Linked DNA regions of Homo sapiens: region 1 is linked to region 2. A link is a loop called in an ENCODE intact Hi-C map of the cell type or tissue named here. Cell type or tissue: GM12878. All regions are shown on one strand. Links, peaks and the distances in the headings refer to the core of each region. The heading gives the core; the rest is flanking DNA.

Region 1 (7,467 bases), core at 3,217-5,716, 55 kb after region 2:
CTACAGGTGCACACCACTATGCCTGGCTAATTTTTTGTATTTTTAGTAGAGACGGGATTTTGCCATGTTGGCCAGGCTGGTGTCAAACTCCTAGCTCAGGTGATCCGCCTAGTGGTTAGGATTTGGCGCTATCTCTCCCTTTTGGTTTTGAGCCTAAAGACATTCTGCCCTTATAGTTTGCTTACCAAGGCCTTATGCTTCTAAAATGTAGAAGGGAGGATGTGTGTGTGAGTGTGAGTGAGTGTGTGAGTGTGTGTGTGTGTGTATGTGTCTTTGTACCTGTTTCTGTCCCCATCTTACCAGTACTTGCCTAAATACTGCATTAAGCATCATGGGTGAAATAGGATTAGAGAAGGTTGGACCAGATCAGTGGCTCCCAAAGCTGCTGCTGGGTTGGACCAGTGCTGCACTGGCCCTATGAGAATTGCTCACATGTTTCCAGAAATACAGCTCCCCAGGCTCCTACCCTGACATTCCGGTGTAGAAGGCCTGGGGTGGAACCTTAGAATCTGTCATTTTTCAAAGCCCACCTCTGATGCTCATGCACTGCTAGTTGTAGGAACCACTGGGCTCGGTTCCCTGAAAGAGCTCTTTCTCCTGGTAACAAGTTCTGTGACTCTCTCTGCCCACTCAGTCTTCTTAGATTGGCATGTTAGAAGCTCCATGACTTGCCTTTGAAATATTTTTCCAGCTTCAAAGTCCTGGACTTCTACTCTGGCCGAACTGGCCTGTGTATTATGAGTCACCTGAACATACTTTTTGATTTCCTGAAGGCTCTGTTATTGTTAAGACCCTTTTGCTGTTCCCTACCTATAAAACTCATTTCCATCCTTTAGGGCTGAACCGAAAAGTCTATCTCCTTTGATCATTTTCCTGACCATCTCAACCTATTTCTAACTTTTTCCCTCTTTTTTTATCCTCAGCTCTATTAAAGTATCATTAACAAAGAAAAGTTGTATATATTTATAGTGTATAATGTGATGGTTTGGGGTTTTTATTTTTTGAGACAGGATCTCCCTCTGTCACCCAGGCTGGAGTGCAGTGGCATAATCAGGGCTCACTGCAGCCTTGACCTCCCGGGCTCAAGCAATCTTCCTGCTTCAGCCTCCCAAGCAGTTAGGACTATAGGCTCCTGGCCAGGCTAATTTTATATTTTTTCGATTTTAGTAAAGCCGAAGTCTGGCTGCGTTGCCCAGGCTGGTCTTGAACTCCAGCAGCACAGTCTCAGCTCACTGCAACCTCCACCTCCTGGGTTCAAGCCTCAGCCTCCTGATTAGCAGGGACTGTGGACGTGTGCCACCACGCCTGGCTAATTTTTTTATTTTTTGTAGAGACGAGGTTTTGCCACGTTGGCTAGGCTGGTCTTGAACTCCTGACCTCAAGCGATCCTCCCACCTCATTCTCCCAAAGTGGTGGGATTACAGGCGTGATCCACCACACCCAGCCCAATGTGATGTTTTGATACATGCATACATTACGAAGTGATTTCCACAATCTGACAACATACCCATTAGCTCACTGTGTGTGTGTGTGTGTGTGTGTGTGTGTGTGTGTGTGTGTGTGTGTTGAGAACACTTGAGATCTACTGCCTTAGCAAATGTCATATATATGATTACAAGATTATTAACTATAGTCACCATGCTGTACCTTGGAAAAGAAAACCTACTTTTCTTGCTTAAGTAAAACTTTTACCCTTTTCAAGGACTGGGGGACCTTGAGTATGTGCAGATTTTGGTACACGCAGGGGGTCCTAGCACCAATCTCCTGCGTGTACCAAGGGATGACCGTGTGTATAGAAAATCACATGTTTATTACCCATGTATTTGTTGTTGGATGCTTAGTCTGTTTCCATATCTTTCTATTGTAAATAGTGCCGCAGTATACATGAGTGTGCAGATAACTCTTAACAATACTGATTTCAATCCCTTTGTGGTGTTGCTGGATCGTATTAATTTTGGGGGGAACCTCCGTACTGTTTCCCATAATGGCTGTACCAATTTACATTCCCACCAACAGTGTACAAAGATGCCCATTTCTCCATGTCTCACTAGCACTCGTGTGTCTTTTTGGTAATAGCCCTTCTAACAGGTATCAGGTGATACCTCATCGTGGTTTTGAGTCAAATTTTCCAGATGATTAAAGATGTTGAGCAGCTTTTCATATACCTGTCAGCCGTTTGCATGTCTTTTTTTAGAGAGAGACAGGGTCTCACTCTGTTGTGCAGACTGGCGTGCGGTGGTGCGATCATGGCTCACTGTAGCCTTGAACTCCTGGCCTCAGGTGATCCTCCTGTCTTGGCCTCCCAAAGTTTTTGGGATTACGTGAGCCACTGCGCCAGGCCTTATGTGTTTTCTTTTGAGATCCTTAGCCCATTTTCCGTTTTTTTGTTTTTTTTGGAAAGAGTCTTGCTCTGTCGCCCAGGCTGGAGAGGCTGGAGTGCAGTGGTGCCATCTTGGCTCACTGCAACCTCCACCTCCTAGGTTCCAGCGATTCTCCTGCCTCAGCCTCCCAAGTAGCTGGGGTTACAGGTGTGTGCCACCACACCCAGCAAATTTTTGTATTTTTAGTAGAGATGGGGTTTCACTATGTTGTCCAGGCTGGTCTCGAACTCCTGACCTCAGGTGATCTGCCTGCCTTGGCCTCCCAAAGTGCCGGGATTACAGGTGTGAGCCACTGCGCCCGGCCACCTTAGCCCATTTTCTAAACAGGGTGCCTGTTTTCTTGTTATTGCATTAACTTTTCCCCTCTTTCCAGCCTGCTCTTAAGATTGTACATGCTTTGAGGGCCCGTATCTTGTCTTAGATGCTTTATCTATTCTTTGCCTTATGGAAGTGGTTACATAAAACATTCTTAGCTGAATTTCCCCCTGCTTCTCGCCTTCTCCTTGTTAATGAGTACTTATTGAGTGTGATGTGCGAGCATCTACTTTGGTTCCTAGACGCCCACAAGCAAAATAGGTCAGTGCCCTGCTGGGAGTAGGGAGGGGTTGTCAGGGTCTTCTTTGGGTTTGTGGCCAGACAGGCGACTGTGGAGCAGACCAGGCACTCTGGGGACAGGATGATGCGTTCTGGCTGGAAGATACAGGGAGGCTTCCCAGGGACCCTAACACAGCCTGCTGCCCTGGACCTTTGCTGGGGAACTGACTTCTCAGCCAGTATGTCTGTCCGCAGGCTCTTGGGCCTTCTGCAGTGGTGGAGGTGACAGTGGTGTTAGCCGTGGTGGTCACTGTGGTGATGTGGCTGCTGTACTGTCATTATCTTATGGCAAAACCCGCAAGCCTGACACACACAGTGTCTCCCTGTAAGTTCGCGCCATGATGGCTCAATTAGGGACCCGTCGGACTGCGGCTCAACATCCAGGCCAGCTGCATAATTGAAAGCACATTTTCTCCTCCAAAGCTGCAGCTGGTTTGGTTCTGCTCATGCAGAAAGGGATCTAACCTTGCATAACATAGGAAATGAACAGTTGAGAGAGAAGCCAAATTCAATTTCAGTCAGATATGTTGAGGCTAAGTCCATGATCTATGGAAGCCGGGGCAGGAGCCGTGCGCCTGTGGAAAGGGGCGCTCTCAGCAGTCTATTAATCACGGCCGCCCGCCCGGCGCTGCCGCCACTGCCGGGTGCCACTGCGCCCGCGCGCCCCCTCCGATGTGGGCTGGAGCGCAGCCAAGCACTCCAGAAGTTAACCTCTTAAAGACCCGGAGCTGCTTTCTGTTGAATAAATGTAATTTTGTGGTCAGAAATAAATGCTTGTGATATAGCAGGAGCTTTGAAAACAACGGCAAGCTGGAGCGATTACAAATTGCTCCATGTTGTACAAGTCAACAGCAGACATCAAAATTCCACGTGGAGGGCAAATTGATTTCGGCCCAGAGCTCTGCAGCTATTCAATAAAAGTCCTATTAAACCATTGTATGTAATGAACAATCCAGAGCAAATCTAATATTTTCAGTGGATAATTATTTTTAACATCCTCTCGGTAACTGCTGGTAGATTTCTTGGATGTTTACAGCTCGAACTCGGGCAGAGTGGGCCTTCCCAGCTGTCATTTGGCATCTCCGCCAGGGGACCCGCTCCAGGGACCCAGCTGCGTACATGGCTCCTGAACATGGGGCTCTGGCCTTGGGGTTCAGGTTGCCAAGGAAGGGTGCATGGGGTTTCTGAATCTCCCAGTGCCTGGGATGTAGTAGGTGCCTGGGAAATGTTTGTTGAATTGAGCTGAACTGAGTTGAAATGCACAAGAGGAAGCTCTAAGAACCCCAGAATGACTTAGGAAAATGATATTGTGGCAAAGTTGACTCAAAACCTGAGGCTGAAGAGACCAGTGGGTTGCAGGTAAGGAAATTGAGGTCCCTTGTGATAGACCAATGTCAGCCCCTATGGGAGTCGGGACAGAGCTGGCACCCCGGGAAACCCCAGGACTTACCCAATTCACTTCCCGTTTTTGGAGATGGACTCTTGCTTTGTCACCCAGGCTGGAGTGTAGGGATGCGATTGCAGCTCACTGCCACCTCCGCCTCCCAGGTTCAAGTGATTCTCCTGCCTCAGCCTCTGAAGTAGCTGGGATTACAGGCACGCACCACCACACCTGGCTAATTTTTATATGTTTAGTAGAGACAGGGTTTCGTCACGTTAGCCAGGCTGGTCTCGAACTCCTCACTTCAAGTGATCCACCTGCCTCAGTCTCCCTAACTGCTGGGATTACAGGCGTAAGCCACTGTGCCCAGCCCCCATTTCACTCCTGTTCTGTTTTGGTTTGGTTTGGATTTTTTTTTTTTTTTTTTTTTTTTTTTGAGACAGTCTCACTCTGTCACCCAGGCTGGAGTGCAGTTGCACGATCACAGCTCACTGCAGCCTGGACCTCCTGGGCTCAAGCAGCCCTCCAGCCTCAGCCTCCTGAGTGGCTGGGACTACAGGTACACACCACTACACCCAGCTAATTTTTGCATTTTTTTTTTGAAGAGATGAGGGCTTGCTACGTTGCCCAAGACGGTCTTGAACTCCTGGCCTCAAGCAGTCCTCCCACAAAGGCCTCCCAAAGTGTTGGGATTACAGGCATGAGCCACCACACCCAGCTCACTTCTGTTCTTGACAGCTTGCGAAGTGCATTCTTTGTCAGGGAGGCCACACTGGGAGAGTCGCCAAAGCGATCTTGTTGCTCATCTAGTGTTCCCACCCCCAGGATGCTCCCCTACCTTGCTCATGACAGGGCTGTAACCCTGTCCCCTTCCAGACCAAGAGCTTCTCAGGGAAGGTCTGTTCATTCATTGATTCATTAAATATTTGTGGAGCATGTATGCCAGGCTAGACCAGAACTAGACCCTGGTTAGTGGTGGTAGGTGAATGAATGTAGCCGTTGCCTTCATGAAGCTTAACAGTTTAGCAAGATCTGTATCCCCATGTGGCACAGTGCTTGGCGCTCTGTTAAGTGATGGTGGATGGGTGGATGGATTGGTGGATGAATGGGTGGATGGTGGGTGTGTGGGTGGATGGATGATTTGTTAGATAAATGGGAATGGATAGATGGTTGATTGCATGGAGGGAGGGTGAATAGGGGATAGATGGATGGATGATTGGATAGAAGGATGGATGGATAGATGATTGGATAGAGGGATGGATGGCTGGATGATTGGATAAAGGGATAGATGGATGGGTGATAGGATAGAGCTATGGATGGATGAAGGGAGAGATGGAGGGAGGGAGGGAAGGAGGGAGGGAGAGATGGATGGATGGATAACTGGATAGAGGGATGGATGGATGATTAGTCTAGAGGTAGGGAGGGAGGGAGGGATGGATGGATGGATGGATGATTAGAAAGCAGTATGTGTCTGTAAGAATAGATTGACTCTTACTCATTTTCGTCTCCTGGAGTAAAATCATCCAACTTGTAATGCTCAGTCATACAGTATTTATTTGACTATCGTGGAATTTAAATTTCTAGGGTATTTTATTTTCTGCAGATCTCCCTTCCCTTGGAAAAACTCAATATGGATGTTAATTAGGTTTTACTAAAGTTCCATCAATTTAATGCAGTCGTTCTTTAAATGAAACTGACACCAAGGACCACATGGCCAAAGGAAGCCCACGTTCCTGTGTGTGGTTCTGAGGAGGGAGCATAGGATGCAGTTTGATAACAGCTGAGAGCCCTGAGGAGTTTGTTGCTGGATGTGGAGTATTCCATGTCTCGTCCCTCCCCCAGTCTTTTTCCAGTTGTGTCACAACTCCCTTTGCTAATAATATTTTGCACAGCATTTTACGTCTACAAAGCACCATTTCCATGATGTCGCTCACCCTTCGACACCACCCTGTGCTGGGGGCATCATCATCATTCTGAGTTACCAACAGGAGGGGTAGCAGACAGTCCAAGGGGCAAGGCAGGGACTCCCAGCTCCAGGCTCCAGCCTCTCCTCCCCTCCACCCTCTCCTGGTCCTGTCCTGAAATCTTTGGCTCCCTTGAAACTTGTTATGCCCGGGCAAATGCCACCCTCGTGCCACTGTATTCCCACCACCTCCAATGAGTGTCCCCCACCTGATGGGGTCACACACTTGTCCAGCCACCTGCACAGAAAAGCCTCATGGACACAGCCCTGTGAGGTCAGAAATAGACCGAACAGGGTCACTCGGTTGGAAGGCGTGGTAGTGTTAGAACCCAGGTGTTTGAACTCGGTCTAATATTCATTCCACTCTTTCACACACACGTAAGGGCACATGACCACTATTAATCAAATTTTCAAAAAAAAATCAGCTGGGCACAATGGCTCATGCCTGTAATCCCAGCAATTTGGGAGGCCAAGGCGGGTGGATTACCTGAGGTCAGGAGTTTGAGACCAGCCTGGCCAGCATGGTGAAACCCCGTCTCTACTAAAAATACAAAAATTAGCTATGCATGGTGGCACACGCCTGTCATCCCAGCTACTCGAGAGGCTGAGGCAGGGGAATCACTTGAACCTGGGAGGCAGAGGTTGCCATGAACTGAGATTGCGCCACTGCACTCCAGCCTGGGCAACAGAGCGAGACTCCATCTCAAAAATAAATAAATAAAGGGAATTTGACATAAAATCGTTAATGTTGACTGTTTCAGCCTGGGTGACAGAGCGAGACTCTATCTCAAAAAAACAAACAAACAAACATGAGCTCCATGTCTGTTTCATCTGTTCCCCTCTAAGTATAAACTTCCTGAGCCTTCTAAGTCCAGCCAGGTGGGCCAGCGGTCACCGAGATCCTTCCTCGCTGGGGGATGGAATAGGCCTCCCCTGCTTTGCTGCTGTTCTTTGGCCTTGTCCCCTGCCTCTTTTCTTGGACCACCTACAAGGACCTAGGGGGACACAGTACTGGGGGCAGGAGCTGGGAAAGGCCTGCCATGGTTCACTGATAGTAAGAAATAGAGACTCACTCGGAGAAATTTCCTCTGAAATACAGCAGACTCAGCGCAGCCCTTTGGGCAGATGAAGGAGGCTGAGAAGAGCAT
Region 2 (7,467 bases), core at 2,370-4,869:
CACCAGGGACATCAGAGTGCTGATCTTACAGGAAACGGCAAATGAATGGAATTGGTCTGACTCCATATTACTCCTTACTTAGATGTAAAACAAATACACATGATTTTTCATCCTAGAAGAAAGTCTAAACGAACTCTTGACAAAAACAGCCAAGTTCAGAGAAAGCTGACTCTGTTGGTGTAAGAAGCGTTTTTTCAGGCTGGGCTGCTGGCTCATGCCTGTAATCTCAGCACTTTGGGAGGCCGAGGCAGGTGGATCACTTGAGGTCAGGAGTTCGAGACCAGCCTGGCCAACATGGGGAAACCTCGTCTCTACTAAAAATAGAAAAATTAGCTGGGCGTGGTGGCGCATGCCTGTAATCCCAGCTACTTGGGAGACTGAGGCAGGAGAATCACTTGAACCCGGGAGGCAGAGGTTGCAGTGAGCTGAGATCACGCACTGCACTCCAGCCTGGGCAACAGAGCGAGAATCTGTTTCAAAAAAAAAAAGAAGAAGAAGCTGTTCTCCGTGAGTCAGCCCCGGTGTCTGATAAGTGTCTGCAGCTGACAGCTCAGAGCTGGTGTCAACCCACTTTGGAGGCTGGGGTGGGAGGCAAGAAACCCAGACAGAACCCCTCCTGGCTGCAAAACCTCCAGGCTTAACTGTGGCGCCCACTCCATGGTGGGTCTTAACTCTCCTGAAAACACTTCATGGGCTGTGGGCCTCTCGGGTGCTTCTGCGCCAGCTCTTCCTCTTCACCTCCTGCCACAGATCTGTGTCCCCAGGCTCTCCTGTGTGTCTCCCTGCTCCTCCTTTCCCTCCAGGTCCGATTCCACAGCCCTGGGCTGCCTTTCCACCTCTGCCTTCTCTGGGGTATGTCCTCGCCTCTCCTGTCACCATTGTCCTCAGGGATCTTCCAGCTTTCCAGGCATTTGGAAAGAGGCCTCCATACCTTGATGTGGCCTCCCAGGTTCCTTGCGACAGAGTCCTGCGTCGGGATACCAGGGGCTGGGCGCGGTGGTTCATACCTGTTATCTCAGCACTTTGGGAGGCCAAGACAGGAGGATTGCTTGAGGCCAGGAGTTTGAGCCAGCCTCGGCAGCATAATGAGATTCCATCTCTACAAAAAAATAAAATTTAGCCAAGTGTGGTGGCATGCACCTGTGGTCCCAGCTACTCGGAAGGCCAAGGCAGGAGGATTGCTTCAGTCCTGGAGGTTGAGGCTGCAGTAAGCTATAATCGTGCCATTCCAGCCTGGGAAACAGGGTGAGATCCTGTCTCAAAAAAAAAATAATAATAATAATAATAATATTTGTAGGGGAAGGACACTCAGATTTCCTACTGGAAGCAAGGCTTCCTCATTCCATCAGATTCTGCTCCTCCTCCAAGGCTCGGCTCAGGGGCCTGCCCCTCCATGAACCTTCCCAGCCCTCAGCCCCCTTCCTTCCTATTCCCCCAGCACCGACGTCACCTCATCCTGCCCGACTCTGTAGCATGCAGGCCTCCGTCCTCCACCCAGCTGCAGAACCGGAGACCTCAGGTGGTATCTGGTTCCACGTGTCCCCAATGGCACCTCGCCTGGAACGATGTCTGCGCCGACCAGTGATAACAATCGAAATAGCAGGCGTGGCTGACCGTGTGCCGAGGCTCGGCGTGCCGCACTGGCCAGCCGTGATTTCATCTCAGCCTCTAGCATCCTGCTGGGGTAGGTTAATAATCCCTGGATTTCTCAGATGGGAAATGTTAGGAAAGTCTGTAAGCCCCCATGGAAGGTCCCGGAGCCCAAATTCAAACCCGAGTGGAGCGTTCTGTTGCTTCACTGTGCTCTGGTGTGAATTTTAATGTAAGGCCCTGGCATTTAAGAGCTCGAAGACACCATGGAGGTGGAGAGCTCAGCCCTGTCATTGGATGGAAGCTGAGACTGGTGAGATTCTCACCGGGGCTTTTGCAGGGAGTTTGGGGGAATTTTGAAGGTGGTACAGGTGTTCTGACCCCAACACCATCTCCTCCAGCTGGGCCACACACTTATTTCCTGCTCCTACCCCCGTCCTTCCCACCCCTTGGATTCTGGGTGTACAGAAGAGTGGGCACATGCTAAGGTCAGCCCTGGGTTAGCCTCATGGACAAGGTGGGCCTGGAGCAGGAACCCGCCTGATAGAAGACACTCAAAGTCTGTCCGTACACGCTCGGTGTGGGCATCGCTTGCACGCAGGTGCAGCTTTTGCTGTGGGAAACCACTTTAAATGAATTGATAGCCTCACCACAGTGGAGCCATGGCCCGACTGTGGAGAGACTCCATTGTAGAGAAATATTTGAGTGAAAGGTTTCATGTCAGAATAGCATCTGCATGCAAATAAGAGGCATGGGCGGGTGCAGTGGCTCACACCTGTAATTCCAGCTACTTGAGAGGCAGAGGCAAGATGATCTCTTGAACCCGGGATTTTGAGACCAGCCTGGACAACATGGTAAGACCCCATCTCTTAAGGAAAAAAAAAAGGTTTAAATTAGCTGGGCGTGGTAGTCCCCGTAGATGAAGTTATTTGGGAAGCTGAGGCAAAAGGATTGCTTGAGCCCTGGAGTTCAAGGCAGTAGTGAGCTATGATTGTGCCACTGCATTCCAGACTGGGCAACAGAGCCAGACCCCATCTCTTTTGTTTGTTTGTTTGTTTGTTTGTTTGTTTTGTTTTTTTGAGATGGAATCTCACCCAGGCTGGAGTGCAGTGGTGAGATCTTGGTTCACTGCAACCTCCGCCTCCTGGGTTCAAGCGATTCTCCTGCCTCAGCCTCCCAAGTAGCTGGGATTACAAGTGCCCACCACCATGTCTGGCTAATTTCTGTATTTTTAGTAGAGATGGGGTTTCACCATGTTGGCCAGGCTGATCGTGAACTCCTGACTTCAAGTGACGCTCCCACCTCGGCCTCCCAAAGTGCTGGGATTACAGGTGTGAGTCACCGCGCCTGGCCCAGACCCCATCTCTTTAAAACAAAAAAGTACATGGGATAAATGGGGAAAACACTCTTGAGACAAGACCAAAACATACAGTGGCTGCTAAATGTCAGTGCCATGAGCCCAGGGTTCTCCTACATCCCCTTCCGTGGTCAGGGAGGACTGCTGGGCTCTGTGTCTTCTGTGATTCTCCCCTGGCTCTGAGCCCTTTGCACCTGCAACTCACAGCGCCGCTCAGGTCCCTGGGGGTAAAGTGCCATAGGATAAAAGCCACAGGAGGGTTTTGAAATGCTCTTTTCCTCTCAGATATGTATTTCCGCATCTTTACGGAGTCTCATCAACGCTTTTTAAACCTCCCCTGGGATTTGAACCAGCGCCCATAGATACAGGTGGCTTGTCAGGTCAGCTAGGTGCTGCTACTGAGGCAGCATCTGTCCCTAGCCCCGCACCCACAGGTTCAGAAGGGGAACGCTTCCCCCGGGTGGCTTATGAGATCCAGTACTTCTAGTTTCACTTCTTTAAAAATACCGTAAAAAAGAAAAAGGCTGTCAAAACACAAGCAGTGTTTGAAACGAAGCTTTGTAGGTCCCCCTACACCACCACCGTCGTGGGCAGCATAGCGGATGAGTTCTGGGACACCAGCTAAAATGTGGGCAAGAGAAGCCAGGGCGCGTAGCAGATGTGTGTGTGTATCTTTATGGGATTCAAGTCATGTCTCTGTTTTGTTGACCAACTTCCGCTAGAATTCATAGCCATCTAGCCTATGTATTGGATTTTTATTTCTGTGATGTCTGCTTCTTTTAAAAATATCAGTTGGGGCCGGGTGTGGTGGCTCATGCCTGTAATCACAGCACTTTGGGTGACCGAGGGGGGTGGATCACTTGAGGTCAGGAGTTCCAGACCCACCTGGCCAATATGGCCAAACCCTGTCTCTACTAAAAATACCAAAATTAGCTGGACGTGGTGGTGTGCACCTGTAATCCCAGCTACTCGGGAGGCTGAGGCAGGAGAATCACTTGAACCCGGGAGGCAGAGGTTGCAGTGAGCTGAGATCGCGCCACTGCACTTCAGCCTGGGGAACAGAGTGAGACTTCATCTCAAAAAAAAAAAAAAAAAAATCAGTTAGTAGCCAGGCACCATGCACACACCTATAGTCCCAGCCACTCAGGAGGCTGGAGGATCACTTGAGTTCAGGAGTTCAAGACCAGTCTGGGCAACATAGCAAGACCTCATCTCTACAAAAAATAAAAAATTAGCAGGGCATGGTGGCACATGCCTGGAGTCCCAGCTCCTTGGGGGAGGCAGGAGCATCTCTTGAGCCCAGGAGTCCGAGACCAACTTGGGCAACATAGTGAGATTCCGTTTCAAAAATATGTATCAGTAGGTTAATCTAGACTTTGTTTACATGGGCCAAGTGGCCAAGGTCACATCTTAGAGTTGTGGACTGTATAATCAGGTAAGTGTGGCTACAGTCACAGAAAGTCAGGGTAGAAAGAGGCTTGGAGGGGGGTGCACTTCTTCTAGCCAGAGCTTTCCTACTGAGCTCCTTAAAGCACAGGGGAAAGTGGGACGGGGTTGGGGGGCAACCTAAAACCCACCCCCTCCCATCTTCAACCAGTGCGACCCTGTTTTTACCTGCTCAGCAGTATTGTGCATCCCTGTAAAATTTTATTTGAAAATGGCCTTCTGCAGTTAAAACTACAAAAAAAGGTTGAAAGTGGCCAACTTAAACTCCACTCTGTTTCTTTTTTGATTGGGGAGACTGGTGTGCATAGAAGGGAGGTGTCAGCTAACGAGACTGTTACCTCACCACAGATGCCCACCCGTGGGTGATGGAGCTCCCAAGTCCTGGGCCACACCCTACGTGCCCCATGCCCAGCAAGTTGGGTGGGGGAGGGGTCAGTACATGTTTGTAAGATAAAGAAAAACATCCTTCCCAATCAGCCGTATTACCCAGAGGGTGATACTGATTTAGATCTTATTTCAGTTTGGTTAGAGAAGCTCAGGTACCAGTGAGCAGAAGTCTGGCCATTGTGGTGGCTTCTGGAAGATGATGTGCCATACTGTTAGCAGGGGTGCAATTTGGGGTGTGAGGCCACCAGAGCTTTGATTTCCGCCCCCGCCGCCCCCCTCCAACCCCCGCCCCGCCGGATTATTTGGAGTTTTTTTATTGTTGTTCATGGTAATTACCTGCTATTAGACAACAATCTAGTTCCATTTGCAATAGGGAATAATACGTCTGTGACACAGTCTCCAGACTTAGGGAGCCTCTGGCCACCCCGAGGGGGCCCTGGTCATTCTGCTGCTGGTCATGCCTAGCTCTGGGTGGCCGACTAGGTGGCCTGGGCGGGAGGGTCCACTCTTTGCCTTTATAAAAAGAAGGGCTTGGGCCAGGCGTTGTGGTTCATGCCTGTAATCCCAGCACTTTGAGAGGCCAAAGCAGGAGGATCACCTTAGGTCAGGAGTTCAAGACCAGCCTGACCAACATGGCAAAACCCCGTCTCTACTAAAAAATACAAAAGTTAGCCGGGTGTGTGGTGGGTACCAGTAATCCTAGTTACTCGTGAGGCTGAGGCAGGAGAATCGCTTGAACCCGGGAGGTAGAGGTTGCAGTGAGCCGAGGTTGCACCATTGCACTCCAGCCTGGGTGACAGAGTGTGACTCCGTCTCAAAAATAAATAAATAAATAAATAAATAAGATAACAAGGCGTGCTGGAGATGGCCACAGGCCTCCAGCAGCCGCACCATCAGAGAAATGGAGTCAGAGAGAGCTGCAGCTGCTCTGATGGGGGGTGGGAGTATGCAGGATCCTCTGGGGGTGGCTCAGGCCTCCCAGGGGAGCACTTACCTTTTCATTTCATAGTATGTCGGAGCTGCTGATGCAGGAATAAAGCAAAGTGCCTGGCACTCTGCGCGACTGCTATTTTTTCATTCATTCATATATTTGTCCTTCCTCTACACATGTATGGCAGATTAACAAAAGCACCTCCACGGCCTAGCTATGTGGCCCCCACGGGTTTCTTAGCCTCTCTGAGCAAGTTGGACAGGGCTGCCTTTTCCTCTCCCTAACTCTGACTTCTGTCCCAGCCTCTTCCATCTAATGTCAGCCCTCATCCCTGCCTGCCCCTCCCGGTGCAGACTGGGACATTCTCAGGCTGTTTGAGCCACCCCTTCATCCTCTGTGCTTTTCCCTGGCATCCTGGACTCCCTTCTCCCCTTCATGGTGCTCCTAGGCCATTCCCAGCGCTCCTGTTACTCTCTCTGTCCTCCCAGCCCCAAACCCGTCCAGCTCTGTATCCATCTGCCTGGCTGCCATTCATGCTGCAGACGTAGCACTCCCAGAGCCCATCTGTCTCCACACATTGAGGCTTCCAGCCCCCTAACCCCGGTAGTGGCCACAGTGCCCAGTGGGCCACCCCAGCCAAGCCCAAGAGTGGCCACATGGGAGCCCTTCTTCCATCTCCCTCCCCTCATCCACACATTACCAAGTCTTGCCAATTTCATCTCCTGAGGACCTCAGCTTCTGTCATTCTCTCCCCATTATACTGCAGTTGCCACCGTTATTTCTCTCCTAGACCTTGGCTGGCATTACTTGGACATTCATTTCTTTGGAATCTCTTGGCCAGCTTTGCACACCTTTAACTAGACTAAGAAGATTTGAGGCCAGGGGCAGTAGCTCATGCCTCTAATCCCCAGCAGTTTGGGAGGCCGAGGTGGGCAGATCACCTGAGGTTAGGAGTTTGAGACCTACCTGGGCAACATGGTACCCCGTCTCTATTAAAAATACAAAAATTAGCCAGGTGTGGTGGCACACGCCTGTAATCCCAGCTACTCGGGAGGCTGAGGCAGGAGAATCGCTTAAACCCAGGAGGTGGAGGCCGCAGTGAGCCAAGATTGTGCCATTGCACTCTAGCCTGGGTGACAGAGCGAGACTCCGTCTCAAACAACAGCAACAAAAAAGGAAATATGAGCTCCCTTCCCAGATCCGTGCCTCTGGACCTGGGCTGAAGGCTTCTACTCCCTCCATTGTCACCTTCGGGAATCTGCTTGTTACCTTCCTCCCAAGAATGTTCCAGAAGGTCTTGGTTTAATTTCTGGAGGGCATTCAAGAACTCAGTCATCTCACGTGTCTAGAAGAGAAACATTAAGGCCAGGCACGGTGGCTTATGTCGGTAATCCCAGCACTTTGGAAGGCTGAAGCAGGAGGACCACTTGAGCCCAGGAGTTCAAGACCAGCCTGGGCAACATAGCAAGATCTCATCTCTACAAAAAAAAAAAAAAAAAAAAATTAGCCGGGCATGGTGGCACATGCCATTAGTGTCAGTTATTTAGAAGGCCGAGACGGGGGGATCATTTGATCCCGGGAAGTGAAGGTGCTGTGAGCTGCGATCCTGCCATTGCATCCAGCCTGGGCAACAGAACAAGACCCTGTCTCAAAATTAAAAGAGAGAGAGAAACAAACATGGCAGCTCAGAAACCTGGCTGGGGGTGATTGTGGGGAACTGCTGCTGACGGGCTCTTGGGCACACCCCTCACTCCAG

Evidence for each region. Hi-C counts contacts between places; a loop is a spot of excess contacts. Peaks named below come from ENCODE experiments on the same cell type or tissue, not always from the same donor. Only the 100,000 strongest peaks of a DNase experiment are listed, where the experiment ranks them.
Region 1: it touches region 2 in a loop (2.6-fold over the local background); 2 of 110 quality-filtered maps call a loop at or near these places.

The regions. Positions count from the first base shown.
Region 1 is chr7:102,041,805-102,049,271 of GRCh38, forward strand. The region is part of intron 3 of CUX1 (cut like homeobox 1); the gene reads left to right. Among named protein-coding and RNA genes, the nearest start is that of CUX1, 230 kb to the left of the region's middle. In GM12878, for the core only: no CTCF peak of the experiment used is centred there; a DNase peak (open chromatin) is centred at 4,328; H3K27ac peaks cover 440 bases.
Region 2 is chr7:101,987,734-101,995,200 of GRCh38, forward strand. All of the region lies in intron 2 of CUX1 (cut like homeobox 1), which reads left to right. Among named protein-coding and RNA genes, the nearest start is that of CUX1, 170 kb to the left of the region's middle. RefSeq lists enhancers at 1-410, 1,200-2,009, 1,905-1,954, 3,494-3,553 and a silencer at 356-650. In GM12878, for the core only: a CTCF peak has its summit at 3,406 (motif pointing left); a DNase peak (open chromatin) is centred at 3,398; H3K4me3 peaks cover 2,112 bases; H3K27ac peaks cover 2,405 bases.